Regions from separate parts of the Homo sapiens genome. Here region 2 is linked to region 1. Evidence: read pairs that join two places in POLR2A ChIA-PET (ENCODE). Cell type or tissue: Panc1. All regions are shown on one strand. Each heading gives the region's core, and the rest is flanking DNA. Links, peaks and the distances in the headings are about the cores only. Region 1 holds the start of C10orf55 (chromosome 10 putative open reading frame 55). Region 2 overlaps VCL (vinculin).

Evidence for each region. ChIA-PET counts read pairs that join two places held together with the same protein. Peaks named below come from ENCODE experiments on the same cell type or tissue, not always from the same donor. Only the 100,000 strongest peaks of a DNase experiment are listed, where the experiment ranks them.
Region 2: POLR2A ChIA-PET joins it to region 1 with 23 read pairs; 8 of 35 experiments call an interaction of 5 or more read pairs at or near these places.

Annotation. Positions count from the first base shown.
Region 1 is chr10:73,914,487-73,931,526 of GRCh38, forward strand. C10orf55 (chromosome 10 putative open reading frame 55) reads right to left here and starts at 8,291. Exons shown (of 5, transcript NR_160938.1): 1 at 8,147-8,291; 2 at 2,033-2,155. It overlaps PLAU (plasminogen activator, urokinase), which reads left to right. Exons shown (of 11, transcript NM_002658.6): 9 at 290-430; 10 at 765-913; 11 at 1,903-3,008. The coding sequence ends at 2,079. RefSeq lists enhancers at 5,686-6,334, 6,335-6,981. In Panc1, for the core only: no CTCF peak of the experiment used is centred there; no DNase peak of the experiment used is centred there; H3K27ac peaks cover 1,208 bases.
Region 2 is chr10:74,014,192-74,022,191 of GRCh38, forward strand. All of the region lies in intron 1 of VCL (vinculin), which reads left to right. Among named protein-coding and RNA genes, the nearest start is that of VCL, 20 kb to the left of the region's middle. In Panc1, for the core only: no CTCF peak of the experiment used is centred there; no DNase peak of the experiment used is centred there; H3K27ac peaks cover 1,389 bases.

The DNA.
Region 1 (17,040 bases), core at 5,114-13,113:
GGAGCCTTGGGATGGATTCCAGCCTAACTACCTCAGCTGGGAGTTTTTGCAGAAACGACCTGTACAGCTGTATGCAGTGGCTCTGGCCATCCAAGCCTTTTTCAACACCTGGAACAAAGCCCTTGGGGCATGGGGCAGGGGAGGTTTCCAGGTGATAAGCGACCAGCAGACCTCCCTGGATGACTGACCTAGGGATAGGCATAGCTACTTCCTCGGCACTTGGAGGGGACAGATGGGGACCGCCTAACCAGTAGTGATCTTTCTCCTCTGACCCTCTGTCCTCCCCCAGCCTTGCTGAAGATCCGTTCCAAGGAGGGCAGGTGTGCGCAGCCATCCCGGACTATACAGACCATCTGCCTGCCCTCGATGTATAACGATCCCCAGTTTGGCACAAGCTGTGAGATCACTGGCTTTGGAAAAGAGAATTCTAGTAAGTGACAATTGCGACTGACTTAGAAGGTCCTGAGGAGTGTTTTGACCTGAAAATGAGCCCAGCGTGATCAAGGGAAGACTGCAGAGTTAGAGGTGGGAGCACTGAGGCGGTGGCAGATGGGTCCAGGGATGGATGAAGAGTGTTGTTTAGGGAGCGATGGGCTGCAAAGGTAAATAGATGGTAGGGGCTATAGGTGGAGTAAAGGCTCAGATTTGCATGGAAGAGAATAAGGGCCTTCCCTGGTAGAGATACTTTATGGTTCCCCTCTCTGGCAGACTCCCAGTGGACAGATAAATCTTGATGCAAACGCCTCCCTGTTTTCTCCACCTAGCCGACTATCTCTATCCGGAGCAGCTGAAAATGACTGTTGTGAAGCTGATTTCCCACCGGGAGTGTCAGCAGCCCCACTACTACGGCTCTGAAGTCACCACCAAAATGCTGTGTGCTGCTGACCCACAGTGGAAAACAGATTCCTGCCAGGTGAGTGTTCCAAGCATCTCTCTCCACCTCTTCCATATCTCCCCAGAGCTCCTGGGCTTGTTCCAGCCAGCTTAAGGGTGTCTCTCTCTAGCCAAAGCCCTAAGTAGCCAGAATCAGGAGCTCAGGTCTTTGAGGGTTTAAACCAGTCCTTATGTGTTTGCCAGACATTACCAAAAAAATCCCAGCTCTGCGCTAGTCACTTCAGACTGGGGGCACGAGATCCTAGAAAGAGGAAACAGTAAAAGACAATGTAACTCAGTGCCCAGGGTGTGTTGTGAACTATAAATGATCAGGTGTTCAGGAGAGGGAGGTGAGTGCCAACCTGAGGGTCAGGGAGGGGAGGCTTTAAAGGAAATGTGACTTGATAGGCATTTGAAGAGGCAGAGGGAAGAAAGGAAGGTGTTTCAGTTGAAAGATACAAAACTGAGAAGGAGGCTGGCATATTCCGGGTGGGGAGGAGAACTAGGGTCTGGGAGTGTGGATGGAATAGTGGCAGATGACAGGGCTTTTAAAGCCAAGCAGGGGATTTTAAACTTGATGTGGTAGAAAATGGGGCTGCGTCAGGCACAGTGGCTCATGCCTGTAATCCCAGCACTTTGGGAGGCCGAGGTGGATGGATCACTTGAGGCCAGGAGTTTGAGACCGGCCTGGCCAACATGGTGAAACCCTGTGTCTACTAAAAATGCAAAAAAAAATTAGCCAGGTGTGGTGGTGCCTGCCTGTAATCCCAGCTAATCAGGAGGCTGAGACATGGGAATCGCTTGAGCACAGGAGGCAAGTTTGCAGTGAGCTGAGATCACGTCATTGCACGCCAGCCTGGGCGACAGAGCGAGATTCTGTCCTCCCCCCGAAAAAAAGAAAGAAAATGGGAAGTCGCTAAGGACTTTGACTGGGAAACTCTTCCCTCTCTCTGGTATGGTTGGGTGATGGGATCAGAAATCCCCTCCTCACTTCTCTAGGGCTCATCTTTTGTATCTTTGGCGTCACAGGGAGACTCAGGGGGACCCCTCGTCTGTTCCCTCCAAGGCCGCATGACTTTGACTGGAATTGTGAGCTGGGGCCGTGGATGTGCCCTGAAGGACAAGCCAGGCGTCTACACGAGAGTCTCACACTTCTTACCCTGGATCCGCAGTCACACCAAGGAAGAGAATGGCCTGGCCCTCTGAGGGTCCCCAGGGAGGAAACGGGCACCACCCGCTTTCTTGCTGGTTGTCATTTTTGCAGTAGAGTCATCTCCATCAGCTGTAAGAAGAGACTGGGAAGATAGGCTCTGCACAGATGGATTTGCCTGTGCCACCCACCAGGGCGAACGACAATAGCTTTACCCTCAGGCATAGGCCTGGGTGCTGGCTGCCCAGACCCCTCTGGCCAGGATGGAGGGGTGGTCCTGACTCAACATGTTACTGACCAGCAACTTGTCTTTTTCTGGACTGAAGCCTGCAGGAGTTAAAAAGGGCAGGGCATCTCCTGTGCATGGGTGAAGGGAGAGCCAGCTCCCCCGACGGTGGGCATTTGTGAGGCCCATGGTTGAGAAATGAATAATTTCCCAATTAGGAAGTGTAACAGCTGAGGTCTCTTGAGGGAGCTTAGCCAATGTGGGAGCAGCGGTTTGGGGAGCAGAGACACTAACGACTTCAGGGCAGGGCTCTGATATTCCATGAATGTATCAGGAAATATATATGTGTGTGTATGTTTGCACACTTGTGTGTGGGCTGTGAGTGTAAGTGTGAGTAAGAGCTGGTGTCTGATTGTTAAGTCTAAATATTTCCTTAAACTGTGTGGACTGTGATGCCACACAGAGTGGTCTTTCTGGAGAGGTTATAGGTCACTCCTGGGGCCTCTTGGGTCCCCCACGTGACAGTGCCTGGGAATGTATTATTCTGCAGCATGACCTGTGACCAGCACTGTCTCAGTTTCACTTTCACATAGATGTCCCTTTCTTGGCCAGTTATCCCTTCCTTTTAGCCTAGTTCATCCAATCCTCACTGGGTGGGGTGAGGACCACTCCTGTACACTGAATATTTATATTTCACTATTTTTATTTATATTTTTGTAATTTTAAATAAAAGTGATCAATAAAATGTGATTTTTCTGATGACAAATCTCCCTGGTGCTTGTATGGGAAGGAGTTGGAGTACATAAAAAGGAGAAAATAACAAAGGTGGACTGCACCCTAGAGTTTCTTATGGGACTGCATCTCTGGACTTAATGGAGCTTTGGGAGGTAGAGGTTAGGAGAGCTGTAGGGCAGGGCCACCACAGCACTTAATGTATACAAAGTTTCCCCAAACCACAATCCCATGGCTGTGTAAGTAGTGTACAGGCTTAGTGTCAGCTCCCAATTGCCTCCTTAACCTGATGCCTTTGTGCAGTGCACATCTTGTACAGCTGTACATGGTGGTCTTCTTTAGGGTTAACTCCACAACAGTCTCTTCACTCTGCCCCCAACAATCCTTGAGCTGACCTCAACCAAGAAGAACACCTGTGGCCAGGTGTAGTGGCTCATGCCTGTAATCCTAACATTTTGAGAGGCTGAGGTGGGAGAATCGCTTGAGCCCAGGAGTTTGAGACCAGCCTGGGAAACTTAGTGAGACCCTGTCTCTGCAAAAAATAAAAAAATTAGCCAGGTGTGGTAGCACATGTCTGTAGTCCTAGCTACTTGGGAGGCTGAGGCAGGAGGATCCTAAGCCAAGGAGTTCAAGTTTACAGTCAGCTGATTGTGCCACTGCACTCCAGCCTAGGTGACAGAGCAAGACCCTGTCTCAAAAAAAAAAAAAAAAAAAAAAGAAGAAGAAGACCTGTAAGTGAAAATTGCTGGCCAGGCTCAGTGGCTCACGCCTGTAATCCAGCACTTTGGGAAGCCGAGGTGTGTGGATCACCTGAGGTCAGGAGTTTGAGACCAGCCTGACCAACATAGTGAAACCCCATCTCTACTAAAAATACAAAAAAATTAGCCGGGTGTGGGGGTGGGTGCCTGTAATCCCAGCTACTCGGGAGGCTGAGGCAGGAGAATCATTTGAACCCGGGAGGCAGAGGTTGCAGTGAGCCGAGATCGCACCACTGCACTCCAGCCTGGGCGACAGAGGGAAGACTTCGCCTCAAATAAATAAAAAAATAAATAAAGAAAGAAAATTGCTTATCCAGAATGCCAGCTTGACTCTGTGGCATTCAGGAAACAAAAAACATAATTTCCCATCATCTGTGTGTGGGACTGATGCTGGAATTTTCTCAGTGTGTTAACAGAGCTTGTGACCAGCCATTGCTATGCCTATGATTAGGGGGCCCAGAATCTCAAAGCTGGATGATGTCCTAATGGGGGTGACTATATATTTTGAACAAAACATCAAGTTCTGAAAAGCTGGGGTGTAGAAGGCAGGTTGGGAGATAATTGGGTATCAAAAATTAGAATTGCCAAGCTGTGTTAATGGGTTGGGGCAGTGTTTCTTAATCGAGTCATCTGAGGACCTTTTAAAATATGCACACCTACACTCCACCTGTAGAGATTGTGATTCAGGTCAGGGCTGGCTCCAGGTCTCGTGGTTTTAGAAAAGCTCCCTCGGTGTTACTAACATGCACCACTGATTGACAGCCTTTGGGGACAATTGGTCAGAATATATGAAGTGCCCAGAAAAATTCAAGATATGGTCAGCATGAGTTCTCTGCATGAACAGCCAGTTTTCTGAGTGGGGTTTGGTGGCACAAGGTCTCCTGGATTTCCTGGTTAAAGGCTTTCTGGACCGTGCTTCCCTAGAGGGCAAGAACTCCAAGTATTTGGCTTTTTCTTTTTTTTGAGGCAGGGTCTCACTCTGTCACCCAGGCTGGAGTGCAGTGGCGCAATCTTAGCTCACTGCAGCTTCTGCCTCCCAGGTTCAAGCGATTCTCCTGCCTCAGCCTCCCAAGTAGCTGGGATTACAAGCATGCACTACCACTACCCGGCTCATTTTTGTGTTTTTGGTAGAGATGGGGTTTCACCCTGTTGGCCAGGCTGGTCTCGAACTCCCGACCTCAGGTGATCTGCCTCCCTTGGTCTCCCAAAGTACTGGGATTAGTATTCGGCTTTTGATCCCCATCATCTAGTGTGCTGTTTTACACAGGTTGATGCAGTGGTTTAGAGCATGGATTTTCGAGTCCGGTGGCCTGAACTAGAATCTAACACCAGCTGTGTGACTTGAGAAAGGTTATTAGCCTCTCTGCACCTCAGTTTCCTCATCTGTACAAAAGAGATGATACAATCTACCTCCCTGGGTTGTTATAAGGATTCATGAAGGCCAGACACAGTGGCTCAGCCTGTAATCCCAGTGCTTCGGGAGGCCAAGGTGGGCGGATCACCTGAGGCCAGGAATTCGAGACCAGCCTGACCAACAAGGTGAAACCCTGTCTCCACTAAAAAAAAAAAAATACAAAAATTAGCCAGGCGTGGTGGCATATGCCTGTAATCCCAGCTACTCGGGAGTCTGAGGCACGAGAATTGCTTGAAACTGGGAGGTGGAATTTGCAGTGAGCCGAGATCACACCACTGCACTCTATCCTGGGCAACAGAGAGCAAGACTTCGTCTCAACAACAACAACAACAACAGAAAGGATTCATGAGTTCATAAGTCCTTTAGCATAATACTGGCACCTAATAAAAGCATAAAAACGGTGGTTATTATTACAAAGCTAAGTAAATTATTGTAGCATCAGATCAGATGGGAACCCTCTGCCCTCTCCCACCTCAGAACTGCACTATTTTGCGGGAGTGGAAACCTGCTAGGAAGCTGCCCAAGCCGAGTGGCTGTTCAGTTTCTGCCTTCCCCTCAGGGGCCAAGAAAGATCTTGTTCAAACTTGAGCAGCTCCAGCATCAGGGCTCAGAGACACTGAAAACAGGAAGTATGAGCCCTACTGGCAGGGTTAAGCCAGGAGGCTGTTAACAATTTTCAGGCCATTTCCCAGCCAACACCCTGACCCCCAGCCAGCTGCTGTCTCTTTGCCTAATATTAGATCTCACCCCAGGCTAGCAGGCATCAGCCGCTTCTCCAGCAACCAGTTTCACAGTTCCAGATTCTCACTCCAGAGACTGCCTCCTATTAGTGCCTCCACGATCAAGCACTGTGCTTTTTCTGTTTTTGCTTTTGTTTTTTTTTTTTTTGAGATGGAGTATCGCTCTGTCGCCCAGGCTGGAGTGCAGTGGTGTGATCTCGGCTCACTGCAACCTCCGCCTCCCAGGTTCAAGCGATTCTCCTGCCTCAGCCTCCCGAGTAGCTGGGATTACAGGCGCCCACCACCACGCCCGGCTACTTTTTGTATTGTTTTTAGTAGAGATGGGGTTTCACCATGTTGGCCAGGATGGTCTTGATTTCCTGACTTCGTGATCCGCCTGCCTCGGCCTCCCAGAATGTTGGGATTACAGGCGTGAGCCACCGTGCCCGGCCTTTTTTTTTTTTGTTTGAGATGGAGTCTTGCTCTGTCCCCCAGTTTGGAGTGTAGTGGCTCAATCTCAGCTCACTGTGCAACCTTTGCCTCCCGGGTTCAAGCAGTTCTCCTGCCTCAGCCTCCCGAGTAGCTGAGATTACAGGCGCCCGCCACTACGCCTGGCTAATTTTTTGTACTTTCAATAGAGATGGGGTTTCACCATGTTGGCCGGGTTGGTCTCAAACTCCTAACCTCAAGTGATCAACCCGCCTCAGCCTCCCAAAGTGCTGGGATTACAAGCATGAGCCACCATGCCAGACCAACACTGTGCTAAATTATTCATGTGTTGTCTGAGTTAATCCTCCCAAGAATCCTATGAGGAAGGTAGTATCACTAGCCCCATTTAACAGTAGAGAAAATGGAGGCACAGACAGATTGAGTGACTTGCACGAGGCAATGCAGCTCCAAATGCAAAGAGTCAGGGTTCGAACCCAGGCAGCCATCTCCAGAGTCCTCATGCGCGGTACTAGGATTTATCACCTCTCAGGAGAGTCCAACTAGGGCAAAAGGAGAGCAGCCCCCCTTTCAAGCTTTCTACTTTATGGTTGCTGGGTTTCTAGGCAACAGCTATCAGAATTTTTTTTTTTTTTTTGAGACGGAGTCTCACTCTGTTGCCAGGCTGGAGTGCAGTGGCGTAATCCTGGCTCACTGCAACCTCCGCCTCCCGGGTTCAAGTGATCCTCCTGCCTCAGCCTCCTGAGTAGCTGAGATTACAGGCACATGCCACCACGCCCGGCTAATTTTTGTATTTTTAGTAGAGACGGGGTTTCACCATGTTGGCCAGGATGGTCTCGGTCTCTTGACCTTGTGATCCACCCGCTTTGGGCTCCCAAAGTGCTGGGATTACAGTTGTAAGCCACCCGCCCAGCCCAGAATTTTTTTTTTTTTTTCCATACACAGTCTTGCTCTGTCGCCCAGGTTGGAGTGCAGTGGCCCATCTCGGCTCACTGCAACCTCTGCTTCCCAGGTTCAAGCTATTATCCTGCCTCAGCCTCCTGAGTAGCTGGGATTACAGGCGTGCACCACCACACCCGGCTAATTTTTGTATTTTTAGTAGAGACGGGGGTTTCACCATGTTGGCCAGGCTGGTCTCAAACTCCTGACCTCGTGGTTCACCCACCTCGGCCTCCCAAAGTGCTGGGATTACAGGCGTGAGCCACTGCGCCCAGCCTCATCTATCAGAATTTTAATCCTCTCCTAGATAACAATTCTTTCCTCCTAGAAGATTCCCAGGCCAGATGAGGAGACCACACTCAGCCATTGGTTTCAAAGTAAAACTTCACTGTTCTCACAGTAACCTCAGCCTTTCTGCTGCAATCTGGTTTCATTGAAGTGGTTTCCGTTTTCACCAGAACCCCTCTTTCTGAAGTATTCTCAGCCCATTATATTAACAGCACTCAGCCTGCTTTCCACGTATGCCCTATCTTTCCCAAGCTGACCACAGCAGCACCCCTGCCTATACCCCTCCATACTCACTCCCATTGGGTCCACCTTCCTTCCAAGAAGGAAACATTTAAGCCCTCCCTTTGAATTAGATGAAGTAAGAGGAGTTGCTGAGGTGTTTTTTAAAAATCAATTCTGGGCTAGGTGCAATGGCTCACACCTGTAATCCTAATACTGTGGGAGGCCTAGACGGGAGGATTGCTTGAGCCCAGGAGCTCGAGGCTGCAGTGAGCTATGATTGCACTACTGCACTCCAGCCTGGGTGACAGAGCAAGACCCTGTCTCTAAAGAAAAAAAATCAGTTTTATTGAGATATAATTCATATATCATACAACTTACCCATTTATTCTTTCTCTTTTCTAGAGACAGGGTCTTGCTCTGTCACCCAGGCTGATCTCAAACTCCTAGGCCAGAGTGATCCTCCCACCTCAGCCTCCTGAGTGGCTGGAATTACAGGCTCATACCACCACGTCTGGCACCATTTGAAGTGTACAATGCAATGGTTTTTAGTAGATTCACAGAATTGTGAGACATCACAATCAATTTTAGAACACTTCATCACCTCACAAAGAAATCCTGTACCCACTCACAATCACTCCGTTTTTCTCCCCAACCCCCTCAGCCCTAGGCAATCACTAATTTACTACTTTCTGTCCTCTCTGTGGGTTTGCCAATTCTGGGCATTTCATATCAATAGAATCCTATAATATGTGGTTCTTTGTGACTGGCCTCTTTCACTCTTAACATGATGTTTTCAAGTTTTATCCATGGCATAGCATGTGTCAGTGAGGTTGCTGAGTTTTAATAACAAATTGAGGGAAAAGATGGTCTAGGCGAGGTGCAGTGGCTCACATCTGTAAATTCCAGCACTTTGGGATACCAAAGTGGGAGGATCCCTTGAGTTCAGGAGTTCCAGAACAGCCTGGGCAACATAAAGAGGCCCCATCTCAAAAAAAAAAAAAAAAAAAAAAGGATGTTCTAGGTCTCTTTTTGAGGTTTCAGTCACATTGAGATTCATTCAACAATCTTTGTCATTTCTTTCTTTCTTTCTTTTTTTTTTTGAGATGGAATCTCGCTCTGTCGCCCAGGCTGGAGTGCAGTGGCGCAATCTCGGCTTACTGCAATCTCTGCCTCCCAGGTTCAAGCAATTCTCTGCCTCAGCCTCCCGAGTAGCTGGGATTACAGGTGCCTGCCACCATGCCCCACTAATTTTTTTCTATTTTTAGTAGAGACGAGGTTTCACCGTCTTGGCCAGGCCGATCTTAAATTCCTGACCTCATGATCCACCTGCTTCGGCCTCCCAAAGTGCTGGGATTACAGGCATGAGCCACTGCGCCCGGCCCTTTGTCATTTTTTTAAAGTACCCATACACAGGACATTATTTTAGATACAAATGAGGCAGTCCTAGTCCTCAAGGAGCTCACCACTTTGCAAAGTGCTATACTAAGTCTGCATAAAATGCATGGAAAAATAATGAAGAAGCAATTGATTCTGCCTGGTGAAGTCAATGACGACTTTACAGAAGAGGTGATATTTTACCTGGACATTCAAATACACACAGAAATTTGCCAAACTAGAAGAAAGGCATTGTAGGCGTAGGGAAGTTCATGGAGGCATGAAAAGGTGAGGTGTTCTAAGGAAATGAGGAATAGTCCATTGTGGTGGAGAACTCTGGGGGGCAATGAGTAGGTGGAGATGGTGGGGAAGGATCTGGTGGGATCCAGCTGGTGATGACCCTGCTGCAGGACTGATTCTCAGCAGCAGGCACTGGTTCTGCTCAGTGACTAAACAGATGCTGTCCTGAGATCCTCTCCGCGTGGCCCCTGCCATCAGCCTCTCTCCACTTCTTCATGATCCAGCAACCACAGGGTTAATGCCTGTGGCACAGCAAAGGCCTCTGAGATCCTCCCTCCTCCAGCTGGCTCAGGCGAAAGTGTCCTACTGGGGTATCTTGATAGTTAAATATTTTGACTATCACCTCTTGCCCTCAGGCACTATTTTTCAAAATCCAGAAAGTGAATTAAGTTCTAGAAGCCATAAAAAAATTGGCTTTTTAAACTAAACATTTTTATTCAATTGTAAAAGTAGCTACAAATGTAAAATACTTTCATAGCATTCCACAGCCATTGTTAACATCTCTGGCTTCTTGGGTTCCTTTGTAATCTCAACCTCTTTTACTCGGTCTTAAATGTTAGGATTCCTAAAGCCTGATCTTAAACTTCCTATTCCCACCCTAAGCTTTCTCCCTTAGGATCTTGTTAGCACCCAGGCTTAAATGACCACCAATAAACAGATGGCTTACAAAGCTGATCTCTAGCCAGACCTCTCTTCTGCACTCCAGACTCTTATTTTCTGTTGTCTACTTGACACCCCTTTTGGTTGTCACTCACAGGGGACCTCAAAGTCAACCTGCCCCAAACTGGCCGAGTCTTCATGCCCCAGTGTGGAGACATCTCCCATCACTTTCTGTCTCAGATGATAGCACCACATCCATTCAATTATGAAAGCCAGAAACCTGGGGCCATCCTGATGCTTCTCTCCTGGTTTCCTTCATCCCCTCCATCACCAAATCCTGGGGATTTGACTGATATCTCTTGAAGTCGTCCATTTCTCTCCCTCCCCACCATCACCATTAGTTGAGCCCAGTCTACCCTACAATAGCTTCCCAGTTTGGTGCCACTGCACTACAGCCTGGGCGACAAGAGCAAAACTCAGTCTCAGAAAAAAAAAAAAAAAAAGGACCAAAGGACCACTAAAAGAAGAGCACTCTTTTTTTCTTTTTTGAAGCAGGGTCTTGCTCTGTTGCCCAGGCTGGAGTGCAGTGGCACAATCCTAGTTCACTGCAGCCTTGACCTCCTGGGTTTAAATGATCCTCCTGCCTCAGCCTTCCAAGTAACTGGAACCACAGGTATGTGCCACCACACCTGGCTAATTTTTTTTTTTAATTCTTTTGTAGAGACAGGGTCTTACCATGTTGCCCAGGCTGGCTGGTCTCAAACTCCTGGGCTCAAGTGATCCTCCTGCCTTGGCCTTCCAGTGTGCTGAGATTATAGGCATAAGCCACCATGGCTGGCCTAAGAAGGGCATTCTTAGCACAGGTTGGTGAGGATTAGGGGCTAGAAGAGAACCCAAAAGTTTCATTTATTCACTGATTCATCCTTCACTCATTAATATAGCAAACACTTATTGGGAGTCGGCCATGGGCCTGGCATTGTGCTGTGTATTGGGTATAAAGATGAGAGCCCCAGTCTCAACCCCAGTGAGATAAGGGTCAAGTTGGGGAAGAGACACATTGCAAATGAATAGAGTACAGGGTGAGGAAGATTTACAAGATGGGCAGGGATGGCTAAGACAGCAAGGTGGAGGAGGTGACCTTGGGGAGAATCTTGAAGGGCAAATACAGGAGGAAGAAATGCTTCTCTGAGCAGAGGAAACAGCACATGCAAACGTGAAGAGGAGGGAGGAAGCCCAGGGCACCGGAGGGACTGCAGGTGGTTCCAGCCGCTGGGGTAGGGGCTGGCATTGAAGTGATTTGACTGGAGGGATTGGCAAGAGCTGGAACCTACGGGCCTAGAGGACTCTGCCTGACACATGAAGGACTTTGAACTTTCTTGTGATGTGGAATTGTTAAAGATTTTGGAGCAGTGTGAAAAATTGATCAAAGGAAGATTCTTGGGCCTGGGTGAGACTACCAGCAGGGAAAACCAGTTTGGAGACTATTGCAATCAGCGAGGTAGGAGCTGAAAAGTGTCTGAGCCAGGGCTATGGCAATGGGATGTGAGCAGAGGATACAAATATGGGAGATTGGTGGGGATAGAATAGACTTGGTGCCTGGCTGGGGGCGGGAAGAAAAGGAGATATCACTTGGTTTAGTCTCCTGCCTTCGGGTAGATAAGGCAACAGCATAATTTTACAGGTGAGAAACTGAGGCTGTAAGTGATTTATAGTAGGTAGCTGACCAAGCTAGAGTTACCACTTGTAGAACCTTGGGGATCAATACCTCAGGGCAGCTAGTTCTGCTAATTACCTCCTTAACTCTGTCCACCCAACTGGAGAACTTCCCTATCACCATAATCACCACGCAGTGCTGATATCCAAGCCTGCATAGGGTGATGCTTGTTTCTGAAATACCCCAGGCCTGTTCAGCCCTGTGACTGTGGTTCTAACACCTGGAATTTCTCCTGAACCTGCTGGTCATGTGATGCACTGGCAATGAGTTAGTGGATAGGTCGGTGGCATGTATAAGGAAATCAGCAGATGCTGGATCTAGCCGTCTGCCTTCTGACTTCCTAAAAATGTGACTTCTGGTGTTTCAACAGATCACATGCCCTTAGCACATCACCAAGTTCTGGCACGAGGTTGTGGAGATGGAGCAGATTTTGTAAGGACTCCAGCTGGTGGGCTTCCTAGCCCAGTCTCTCCTTCCCTCTTTTTGGTGGTTCTCCAGTTGCCCTTAATTTCTCATTCTCTTTTCATATAAAGGGAAGAAAATGACTTTCTCCCTCACCTGGCTCTTCCCATCCTCACCCTACTGTCTTTTTAGCTCTCTCTCCAGAGTATTGTACAAGCTGGGGTTAATGCCATTGGAGGGAGGACTCTCTAGCTCCAGCTTGGTTTTTCCATTTAATTGTCTTGGTGAAGCCAGCCATGGTGGTGCATGCCTGTAATCCCACCTACTTGGGAGGCTCAGGGGTGAGGATTGCTAGAGGCCAGGAGTTCAAGACCAGCCTGGGCAACATAGTGAGACCTTATTTCTAAATGAATGAATGAATGAACGAATGTAACAAGTGTCAGCCCCTTTTCCTTTTCTTTTCTTTTTTGAGATGGAGTCTTGCTGTGTCACCCAGGCTAGAGTGCAGTGGCATGATCTCGGCTCACCGCAACCTCCGCCTCCCGGGTTCAAGCGATTCTTCTGCCTCAGCCTCCCGAGTAGCTGGGACTACAGGCGCACGCCACCACGCCCAGACAATTTTTGTATTTTTAGTAGAGACGGGGTTTCACCATATTGGCCAGGCTGGTCTCAAACTCCTGATCTCGTGTTCTGCCCGCCTCGGCCTCCCAAAGTGCTGGGATTACAGGCATAAGCCACCGTGCCCGGCCCCCCAGCCTCAAACTTTCTCTGATTTCTCACTATACCTACACACTCCTCACCACCACAGGCTGAGAGATTCTGCCAGGGAAGCTCTAAGCTCTTGAGTCCCATTGGAACTGGACGTATCTGTGAAGTTAACAGCTATTGATCAGGTTACTTCTATTTCCCACTGGAATTTGGCCACCATCTTTGGCTGTAGAGAGTTACTAGAATTTTGCCAGTTTCCCTAGTGGTGAGCTCACCAGAAGTCCTTCTCTGAAAGTCCCTTCAAGTCAAGACCTCTTTGAGTGCTTCCCTCTGCCCTTTCTGTCTCCTCAACTGAATTCTGTGCTGGCTGAGGGAATGAGGAGAAATGATGAACTGGAGACAGAGTGGGATAAACACTTTGCTTAGAACATCAATCTTTGTTTTTTTGAGACAGAGTCTTGCTCTGTCACCCAGGCTGGAGTGCAGTGGCACGATCTTGGTTCGCTGCAACCTCTGCCTCCTAGTTCAAGCGATTCTTCTGCCTTAGCCGCCCAAGTAGCTGGGATTACAGGTGTGCACCACCATGCCCAGCTAAATTTTTGTATTTTTAGTACAGACGGGGGTTTTGCCATGTTGGCCAGGCTGGTCTCGAACTCCTGACCTCAAGTGATCTGCCCACCTTGGCCTCCCAAAGTGCTGGGATTATAGGTGTGAGCCACCGCACCTGGCCTAGAACATCAATCTAAAGCAATTAGGGTCCCCAAATTAGCAATTCTGTATTACCTGGCACTTGTTAGGAGTTGCAAATTCTCAGGCCCCACCCCAGATAGACTGAATCAGAAATTCTAGAGGTGGGGCCTAGCAATCTGTGTTTTAACAAGCTCCCCAGGGGATTACATTGCCTGCTCAGGTTTGAGGACCACTCTTCTAGGTGTTGATTCTCAAACTTCAGGATGCATCCTAACACCTGGGGCAGCTGGTTATGTAGGATCTGGTTAAACAAACTGGACTGGTGTCTGGGCAACTGTATTTTTAGTAAGCTCCCTAGATGATTCTTATATTCATCAAAGATTGAGGATCATTGATCTAAGGAACTCATCTAATTAGCTGAGTCTCCTGGGAAGGGAGCAGACAGAAGGGCAATGGAAGTGTCTCTTAATATTCCAAATGCTACCTGCATCTGAACCTCTGGAGAGCTTGTTAGAAAAGCAGGATCTTGAGCCCCCATCAGAGGTATTGACCCAGACTTTCTGGGCGTGGGGCCCTGGCATCTACATTCAGAGTTCTCCAGGTGATTCTTGCGCATACTAAAGTGTGATTACTGAGGAGCAACAAGTTGGCAGGTGTTCTCAATGCTGGATGCACATTAGAATCACCTGAGGAGCTTTATAAAATTATGTGATAACCTGAGCTCCACCTCCACAGAGTCTGACTTCATTGGTCTGGGCTGGGACCTTGATGTTTTTTAAATGTCTCACACCGGATTATTTTAATAGATAGAGTTAAAGACTATCAGGTTTGGTTGGATATGGGGGTCATGCCTTAATCCCATGGCTTTGAGAAGCTGAGGTGGGAGGATCACTTGAGCCCAGGAGGTCGAGACCAGCCTGGGCAACAGAATGAGACCCCCATTTCTACAAAATTAAATTGTTTTAAAAATTAGCTGAGCACGGTGATGCACGCCAGTAGTCCCAGCTACTTGGGAGGCTAAGGTAGGAGGACTATTGAGGCCAGGAGGTCAAGGTTGCAGTGAGCTGTGACCACTCCAGCCTGAGCTCTTAAAAAACAAAATGAAACAAAAAAACCTATCAGGTTAGGCTGGGCGTGGTGGTGCACACCTGTAGTCCCAGCTACTCGGGAGGTAGAGGCACGAGAGTCACTTGAATGTGGGAAGTGGAGGTTGTAGTGTGCTGAAATTGCGCCACTGCACTCCAGCCTGGGCAACAGAGCAAGACTCTGTCTCAAAACAAAATAAAAAAAAACAAAAAAACCTATCAGGTTAAAGGGAGATGCAGATCTGGGAAGGGTCAGGAAACAGGAGAAGGTGAAGGAATGCCAAGGAAACAATTTGGTGGAAGCCTGAGGGCAAGGCTAGTTATGGTTTCCATGTGGGAAATCCAGGGGAGATTGATTGGGAAGGTGGAAGGGGCCTCAGGTTGGAAAGTGGGCAGGGTGGCTTGGGTGGCGTGAAGCTCACTGTAGAAAGAGGTTAATGTATTAATTTCCTGCTGCTACTGTAACAAACTTAACGGCTTAAAATAACATATGTATTATTTTACAATTCTCTGGGTCAGAAATGTAAAATGGGTCAGCAGGGCTGGGTTCCTTCCGAAGGCTCCAGGGAAGAATCCATTTCCCTGCTTTTCTAGTCTAGAGGCTGCCTGCATTTCTTGGCTCATGACCCCACATCACGGTGACCTCTGCTTCCGTCATGACATCCTCTTCACCCACTCTGGTCCTCTGTTTCCCTCTCAGAAGGACCCTGAGGATTGCATTGGGTCCATCAGGATAATCTTCCCATCTCAAGATCCTTAAATTAGGCCAGGTCTGGTGACTTAAGCCTGTAATCCCAGCACTTTGGGAGGCCAAGGTGGGCGTGAGGTCAGGAGTTTGAAACCAGCCTGGACAACAAGGTGAAACCTCGTCTCTACTAAAAATACAAAAAAAATTAGCCGGGTGTGGTGGCGCATACCTGTAGTCCCAACTACTTGGGAGGCTGAGGCAGAAGAATCACTTGAAACTGGGAAGTGGAGATTGCAGTCAGCCGAGATCATGCCACTGCACTCCAGCCTGGGTGACAGAGACTCTGTCTCAAAAAAAAAAAAAAAAAGTCCTTAATCACATCTGCAAAGTCATCTTTGCCATGTAAGGGAGCAGAATCGTTGGCCCCAGGGATTAGGATGTGTACATCTTTGGGAGGATATTATTTAGCCTTCCACAGTTAGCATGGTTTAACTAATGAGAATGGAAACAGTGGCTGGAGGGACCATGAAAGTCAAGCAGTAGGGGTGGAAGGATAAAGGGGAGGCAGTCAATAGGTCAAAGTTACAGTTAGATAGGAAGAAAAGCTCTTGTGTTCTACTGCACAGCACAGTGACTAGAGTTCATAAGAAGGTATTGTATATTTCAAAATAGCTAAAACAGGATTTTAAATGTTATTGCCATAAAGAAATAATAAATATTTGAGGTGAGGTGACAGTATGCTAATCAGGCTGATATAATCATTCCACAACATATGCATTATTGAAATATGACATTGTACCCCATAAATATATACATTTATTTTTTGTCAATTAAAAATAAAGCTACAAGGCCAGGTGGCTTATGCCTGTATGTAGGGTCCAGCCCTACGGGGCTTAGAGGGTGTTCTCCCCATGTGCGGAGACGAAAAATTGTAATAAAGACACAAGACAAAGAGATAAAGAGAAAGCAGCTGGGCCCTGGGGACAACTACCATCAAGACGTGGAGACCGGTAGTGGCCCCGAACGGCTGGGCTTGCTGATATTTATTGCATACAGGACAAGGGGGCAGGGTAAGGAGGGTGAACCTTCTAAGTGATTGACAAGGTGAAGCAAGTCACGTGATTACAAGATAGGGGGCCCTTCCCTTTTAGGTAGCCGAAGCAGAGAGAGAAGGCAGTATACGTCAGCATTTTCTTCTCTGCACTTATAAGAAAGATCAAAGACTTTAAGATTTTCACTATTTCTTCTACCACTATCTACTAGGAACTTCAAAGAGGAACCAGGAGTACGGGAGGAGCATGAAAGTGGACAAGGAGTGTGACCATTGAAGCACAGCACCACAGGGAGGGGTTTAGGCCTCCGGATGACTGAAGGCAGGCCTGGATAATATCCAGCCTTCCACAAGAAGCTGGTGGAGCAGAGTGTTCCCTGACTCCTCCAAGGAAAGGAGACTCCCTTTTGCAGTCTGCTAAGTAACGGGTGCCTTCCCAGACACTGGTGTTACCACTTGAACAACGAGCCCTCAAGCAGCCCTTATGCGGGCGTGACAGAAGGCTCACCTCTTGCCTTCTAGGCCACTTCTCACAATGTCCCTTCAGCACCTGACCCTATACCCACCGGTTATTCCTAGGTTATATTAGTAATGCAACAAAGAGTAATAGTAAAAGCTGATGATTAATAATGTTTATAATAATGATTGATAATTGTCCAT
Region 2 (8,000 bases), core at 1-8,000, 95 kb after region 1:
AACTCAAGCATTAATTGTCTTTTCTCTTTTCTTTTCTTTCTTTTCTGTTCTTTTTTTGGAGACAGGGTCTCACTCTGTCACCCAGGCTGGAGTGCAATGGCTCAATCTCGGCTCACTGCAGCCTCAACCTCCTGAGTTCAGGTGATTCTCCCACATCAGCCTCCCCAGTAGCTAGGACTACAAGCATGTACAGCCATGCCTGGCTAATTTTTTTTGTATTTTTAGCAGAGACGGGGTTTTCCCATGTTGCCCAGGCTGGTCTTGAACTCCTGGACTTAAGCAGTCCACCCGCCTCAGCCTCCCAAATTGCTGGGATTACAGGCATGAGCCACTATGCCCGGCCAGTGTCCTATTTTCTTAAAAAAAAAAAAAAAGAAAAAAAGCAAAACGAAAATCCCAAAGAGGTACCCAGGCCATTCACTGAAGTAATAAGATAGAACCAGCTTTCCAGGTAGAGTTGAGAAATATTATGCATTTGTGAAATACAATTCATCATATTCTGGAACAGCCAATTTAGTTTTGAGACAGGGTCTCACTCTGTTGTTCAGGCTGAAGTGCAGTGGTGTGATCTCAGCCCACTGCAACCTCCACCTCCCAGGCTCAAGCTTGCATTAGTCTCCTGAGTAGTTGGGACTACATGCGTGCACTACCATACCTGGCTAATTTTTGTATTTTTTGTAGAGATGGGGTTTCTGCCATGTTGCCCAAGCTGGTCTTGAACTCCTGGGCTCAAGCGATTCTCCCACTTCAGCCTCCCAGAGTGCTGGGATTACAGGTGTGTCACCATGCCCAGCAGCTTATCAAATATTTAATGAGTACATTCTATTCCGGATACTAGACTAACTTAATTTCTCTTGTCTGAAAAAAGGGATAGAATCGCTTTCAGATTCCTACCAAATATAGGAGTAATAGAGTTGAAAAGTGAGATTAGGAGACCTTAACTACTAGTTTAGAGGTTATACTCAGTATTTCTAGTCTTTCAAGAAGTTTTTTGCTATGCATATTTAATTTCAAAGTCTTAAATTAATTAGCATTTCTACTATTCTCCTGAGTAATAAAAGGATATTAAAACAATTTTTGGCCAGGCCCTGTGGCTCACGCCTGTAATCCCAGCACTTTGGGGGGCCCAGGCGGGTGGATCGCTTGAGGTCAGGAGTTTGAGACCAACCTGGCCAACATGGTGAAACCCCATCTCTACTAAAAACACGAAAAATTAGCCGGGCGTGGTGGCTTGCGCCTGTAATCCCAGCTACTCGGGAGACTGAGGCAGGAGAATCGCTGGAATGCGGGAGGTGGAGGTTGCAGTGCCACTGCACTCCAGCCTGGGTGACAGAGGGAAACTCTGTCTCCAAAAAAAAAAAGTTTATATTTCCCACTTGGTAATTTCTTTAGTTCTTCCAGTTTGCTAATTCTTGTGTAGTAGTTTCTAATATGCCATTTAATCCATTCACTGCATTTTTAATTTAAATGACAGTCTTTTCCTTTTTTTCTTTCTTTTTCTTTTTTTTTTTGAGAGGAAGTCTCACTCTGTTGCCCAGGCTAGAGTGCAGTGGTGCGATCTTGGCTCACTGCAACCTCCGCCTCCCAGGTTCAAGCGATTCTCCTGCCTCAGCCTCCCAAGTATCTGGGATTACAGTCATCCACCACCACATCAGGCTAATTTTTGTAGTTTTAGTAGAGACAGGGTTTTACCATGTTGGTCAGGCTGATCTTGAACTCCTGACCTCAAGTGACCTGCCCACCTCAGCTTCCCAATGTGTTGGGATTATAGGCATGAGCCACTACGCTCAGCCTTTTTTCTTTTTATTTATTTGCTTTTGTAAATAATGGGGTCTCCCTGTGTTTCCCAGGCTGGTCTTGAACTCTTGAGCTCAAGGGATCCTCCTGCCTGGGCCTCCCAAAGTCTTGGGATTACAGGCATGAGCCACCACATCCAGCCTAAATGACAGTCTTTTTCCCTTCTATAATTCCCTTTGGATCTTTTTCAAAATCTGCTTCAGTTTTGATAGTCTCTTGTTCTTTTATTATACTTAAAATTGTCATTTCTTGTTGTTCGTGTTGTTTTCCTTGGAGTATAGAAACTATAAGAGCTTAATACCAGAGAGAGAATAGCAAGGCACTTTTAAAATCTGGTGAAGGCTGGGTAAGGTGGCTCATGCCTGTAATCCCAGCACTTTGGGAGGCTGAGGCAGGCAGATTGCTTGAGTGTAGAAGTCCGAGACCAGCCTGGGCAACATGACAAAACTCCTTCTCTACAAAAAGTATAAAAATTAACTAGGCATGGTGGTGTATGCCTGTAGTCCCAGCTACTTGGGAGGCTGAGGTGGGAGGATTGCTTGAGCTGGAGATCGTGCCACTGCCCTCTAGCCTGGGCAACAGAGCGAGACTCTGTCTCAAAAAGAAAAAAAAATCTGGTGAAATGTGAGGATAATCTTATTGTTTTGAGGCTGCAAGAGTCTCTCACTCTTTTTTAATTTTGGTAAAATGTACATAATATTAGCTTTACAATTTTAACCATTTTTAAGTGTATAGATCTGTGGCATTAAGTACATTCACATTGTTGTGCAACCATTACCATCACATACCTCCAGAACCTTTTTATTTTCCCCAACTAAACTCCCTATTTCTCATTCCTCCTAGCCCAGCAACCACCATTCTTTCTGTCTCTGTGAATTTGACTACTCTATGTAAGTGGAATCATACAGTGTTTGTATATACTGTATAACATATAGTATATGATATGCTCTATATAAGTGAAATCATATAGTATTTGTCCTTTTGTGATTGGCTTATTTCACTTAGAATAATGTCTTCAAGGTTCATCCAAGTTGTAGCATATGTCAGAATTTCCTTCCTTTTTTTTTTTTTTTTTTTGAGACGGAGTCTCGCTCTGTCGCCCAGGCTGGAGTGCAGTGGCGGGATCTCGGCTCACTGCAAGCTCCGCCTCCCGGGTTCACGCCATTCTCCTGCCTCAGCCTCCCAAGTAGCTGGGACTACAGGCGCCCGCCACTACGCCCGGCTAATTTTTTGTATTTTTAGTAGAGACGGGGTTTCACCGTTTTAGCCGGGATGGTCTCGATCTCCTGACCTCGTGATCCGCCCGCCTCGGCCTCCCAAAGTGCTGGGATTACAGGCGTGAGCCACCGCGCCCGGCCTCCTTCCTTTTTAAGGCTGAATTATATTCCATTGTATGTGCATACCACATTTGTTTACCCATTCATCCATTGATGGACATTTGGATTGCTTCCACCTTTTGGCTATTGTGAATAATGCTGCTATTTCATCATATGTTTAATATCTTAAGAGGCCTGAACTCTGTCTCTGAAGGGTGTAAGCTGCTGCTGCTGCTTTTTCTTTCTTTCTTTCTTTTTTTTTTTTTGAGACAGGGTCTGGTTTTGTTGCCCAGGCTGGAGTGCAGTGGTATGATCTCAGCTCACTACAACCTCAACCTCCCAGGCTCAAGCCATCCTCCCACCTCAGCCTCCCAAGTAGCTGGGACTACTACAGGTGCATGCCACCATGTCTGGCTAATTTTTGTGTGTATGTGTATATATTATACACATACAATTTTATTATACTTAAAATTGTCATTTCTTGTTGTTCTTGTTGTTTTTCTTGGAGTATAGAAACTATAAGAGCTTAATACCAGAGCGAGAATAGCAAGGCACCTTTAAAATCTGGTGAAGGCTGGGTAAGGTGGCTCATGCCTGTAATCCCAGCACTTTGGGAGGCTGAGGCAGGCAGATTGCTTGAGCGTAGAAGTCCGAGACCAGCCTGGGCAACATGACGAAACTCCTTCTCTACAAAAAGTATAAAAATTAACTAGGCGTGGTGGTGTATGCCTGTAGTCCCAGCTACTTGGGAGGCTGAGGTGGGAGGATTGCTTGAGCTGGAGATCGTGCCACTGCCCTCTAGCCTGGGCAACAGAGCGAGACTCTGTCTCAAAAAGAAAAAAAAATCTGGTAAAATGTGAGGATATATATAGGATATATATATATATATATATATATAAATACATATATATATGTGTATTATTTTATTTTATTTTATAGAATGGGGTTTTACCATGTTGCTCAGGCTGGTCTTGAACTCCTGGGCTCATGTGATCTACCTGCCTTGGCCTCCCAAAGTGCTAGGATTACAGGTGTAAGCCACCGTGCCCAGCTGGAATGTAAGCTTCTGACGGACTTGGGCTAGGACTGTGAACTTAGCCTCTGATGCCAAGGAGCAAACATGGAATGAAAGCAGGCCAAAGGCCCTTTTGCATAATATGGCAGTAAGGCAGGAAGGGAAGTTCATTCCACTTTAGAGAGGCAGTGTTTGAAGCATGAGGAAGTTTGCCAGCCAGAGAAAATGGGAATACCTTCTGTGCAGAGTGAATACAAAGATACAAGGGTGTGAATGTGCAGTTAGGGAATGGGGAAGCTTTAGTAATGAGACTGTTAAGGTGGATTGTGTCCCTTGTGAAGGGACTCAGACGACATAAATCAGTTAAAAAAAACAAAACTAACTTCAGTTTTTGAATAGGTATAGGATTCACCTGGTTCAAAATTTAAAAGGTAAAGGTATACAGTGAAAAGTCTCCCTTTCCCCCTTGAACTCCAGCCACCCAGTTTCCCTCCTCATAGGAAACCGATGCACTTAAGAAACCCAATGTCTTGGATATGCTTCTAGAGATAGTTTGTGCACAATCTGGCAGTAACTAGTCCCCTTTCATACAAATGAAGACCTGTTATACTGTCTTGTCCTGTTTCTTGATTTTTTTTTCATCCTTTGCATGTTTTGGGGAACATTTCTTGCTTGTATCTACAGAACTTTCTCTTCTTTTGACAGTTAAATAATAGTCCCTTGATGGTTGTAGATAATTTATTAAACTAGACCCTTATGGAAGGTTATTTGTGATCTGTTGCTGTTTCAGACAACATGGCAAAGAATGACACAAATATGTCAGTTTACGTATGTGCAAGTACATTTACAGGATAATTTCTAGAAGAGGAACATACTAAGCATTGGATGTTAGAAAACAGAGAAATCTTGTATTATTATTATTTTTACTTTATTTTACTTTAAGTTCTGGGATACACATGCAGAACATGCAGGTTTGTTACATAGGTATACATGTGCCATGGTGGTTTGCTACACCTATCAACTCATCATCTAGGTTTTAAGCCCCGCATGCATTAGGTATTTGTCCTAATGCTCTCCCTCCCCTTGTCCCCCATCCCCCTACAGGCCCCAGTGTGTGATGTTCCCCTCCCGAAACAGAGGTGTTTAAGCTGATGTATAAAATTTTGGTAAAATAATCCTGGTAGTATTGAGGAAGATAGATTGGAGCGCTGGTGAGACACTGGGGTTGGAGAGCCATCCATTCAAGCAAGAGGTAGTAAGAGCTGCCTTCAGGCAGTGGTAGGAGTGCAGATAGAGAAAAGACACATCTGCAGCATGTGTAGAGTACAAGAGGGAGAGGGAGGAAAAAGAAAAGATAAATTCTAGAGATAGACTCATTATTACTTAATTTATATTTGGATTCATAGTGTTCTCGATTTTGAAAATGAATCAGTAAAGTAAATGTTTTAAAAATAACTAATTGGCCCGGTGTGATGGCTCACGCCTCTAATCCCTGCACTTTAGGAGGTTGAGATGGTCAGATCACCTGAGGTCAGGAGTTTGAGACCAGCCTGGCCAAAATGGTGAAACCCTTTCTCTACTAAAAATACAAAAATTAGCCGGGCGTGGTGGCGGGCGCCTGTAATCCCAGCTACTCAGGAGGCTGAGGCTGGAGAATTGCTTGAACCCAGGACTTGGAGGTTGCAGTGCGCCGAGATCGCGACATTGCACTCCAACCTGGGCAACAAGAGTGAAACTCCGTCTCAAAAAAAAAAAAAGAAAAAAATTACTAATTTATTTTCAGGGGAGCACTATGTGGTTATTATCTCTATTTTACAGGTAAGGAAACTAAGGCTGAAAGCATTTGAGTAACTTGTCCCGAGCCAGTAATTGGTGGTGTCGGAGTGCAAATATTTTTATTATGCAAATGAGCTTACTTTGAGATGCAGGGCAGAAAACCTAGAATTCTTATTAAATCTAAAAGATCTCATCAATGATTTTATTGAAGCTGAATATGAAAGAAGTCATGCCTTAACCTTTTTGATCTCACTTGGAAAAAGAAAAACTAAATACAATAGCTGGTAGCATGGATCCACCTAGAGAGATGCTGCAAGAAAACACAATCTAGTTGAAGTGAGAGCTCAAAGGATGGCGCATAAGGAAAGGGCTTGAATTCAGGAATGCCAGTGTTTTTTAATGACTCTGATATGTATTCCAAGCTGGGAGGGACAGATATCTATGCTAGTAAGAAAAAACAGGGTCAATCACTTGGTGGCTCATGCCTGTAATCCCAACACCTTGGGAGACCGAGGTGGGTGGACCACTTGAGCTCAGGAGTTTGAGAGCAGCCTGGGCAACATGGCGAAACCCTGTCTCTACAAAAAATACAAAAATTAGGTGGGCATGGTGGTGCACACCTGTAGTCCCAGCTACTCAGGAGGCTGAGGCAGAAGGGTCACTTGAGCCCTGGAGGTTGAGGCTGCAGTGAACCATGATCGCCCCACTGCATTCTGGCCTGGGCAACAGAGCAAGACCTTGTCTCAAAAAAAAAAAAAAAAAAAAAGAGAGCGAGAGATAAAACAGTAGGGTAATCTGTTTATGATGTATGTGTGGAAGAGTGCATACTAAAATGGTGGCGGGATTGAATGGTAGGATTTCAGGTTAAATAATTGTTTTAATGAAAAACTTTTTCTGACCATAGTTTGTGCTTTTACCCTAACAATGAACATGTGCCACTTTGGAAATAAGAGAAATAAGTTCCGTATTTCCCCTCCATCTTTTCGTTATTGTTTGTACTCTTCCCACTGCCTGGAGTTGCCCTTCCTCTCTCATTAGAATGGGCCCAGTGCAGATGTCACTCTCTTCATGAAGCTCTTCCCAGGCTGCTCAGCAAAGGGAAGCTCTCTCCCTTTGCTGTGTTACTAAAATATTTGACTATGGTTGTTATCATGAATTAGAACTAATTGTGTTCGTGTCTGTTTCCACCCCTCCTTTCTCTGACCCCCCTACCCAGCTTCCAAATTTGAGTCCGTAGAATGAGAGTAGTTACAGACTTCAATGTTGAATTGGTTGCATTTTCAGCACTGCAGTTTTTTTTTTTCCCTGTCAGAACAAGAAAAGATAGATAAAAATTCTGAGTCATAGAAGAATGACTTAAAACTTCCGAAGGCAATGATATATCTATGTAAGCCATATGAATACTCTTGCCTAATTTGGGAACTCTCTGGAGTAAACAGGGCCATAAATAAATAAACCATCTCTGGAACTACCATACCTATTACATCTGTAAAACCAAAACATGATTGCCACATTTCAACTGACATATACCAGAAGACTCTGTCTCTGAACTGGAAGCTCCAACTTGGGCTGTTCTAAAGCTTCTGTAAAAAGGCAAATTCCTCAGTTAGTCTGCTGAAGTTATATACTATAATGATAGCACTAGAGAATGAGAATGCAAAAATCTCCTTTTTTCTCCTTCTTGTCTAGAGATTGAACCTTTTACTTATTCTTGCCAGATAAATAAACCATTCCTCTTCTTTTTTTTTCCAACAAATGTTCCGTTGATCTTTCCTTTTACATCTTTTTTCTTCTTTTTTTCCTCAAAGCAACCAGTCTGGATTAGGCTGATTGTTATCTTCTAATCTCTCCTTCCTTTCCATTACTGCCAAGTAAATCTTTCTTAAGTATAGCTCTGATCTCAAAAGGTTCTTGCTCAGAAACCTATGCCTTGTCCCCAGTCTTCCAGATTAATTTAAATTCCTTATTCTAGCTCTTCAGGGCTATCACATCCCTAACCCCTTTCTGATTGTATTATTTCTCTATGGAGAGCAGAAGTCAGCAAACTATAGCCTGTGTTTTTAACTGTCCAGGAGCTAAGAATAGTGTTTGCATTT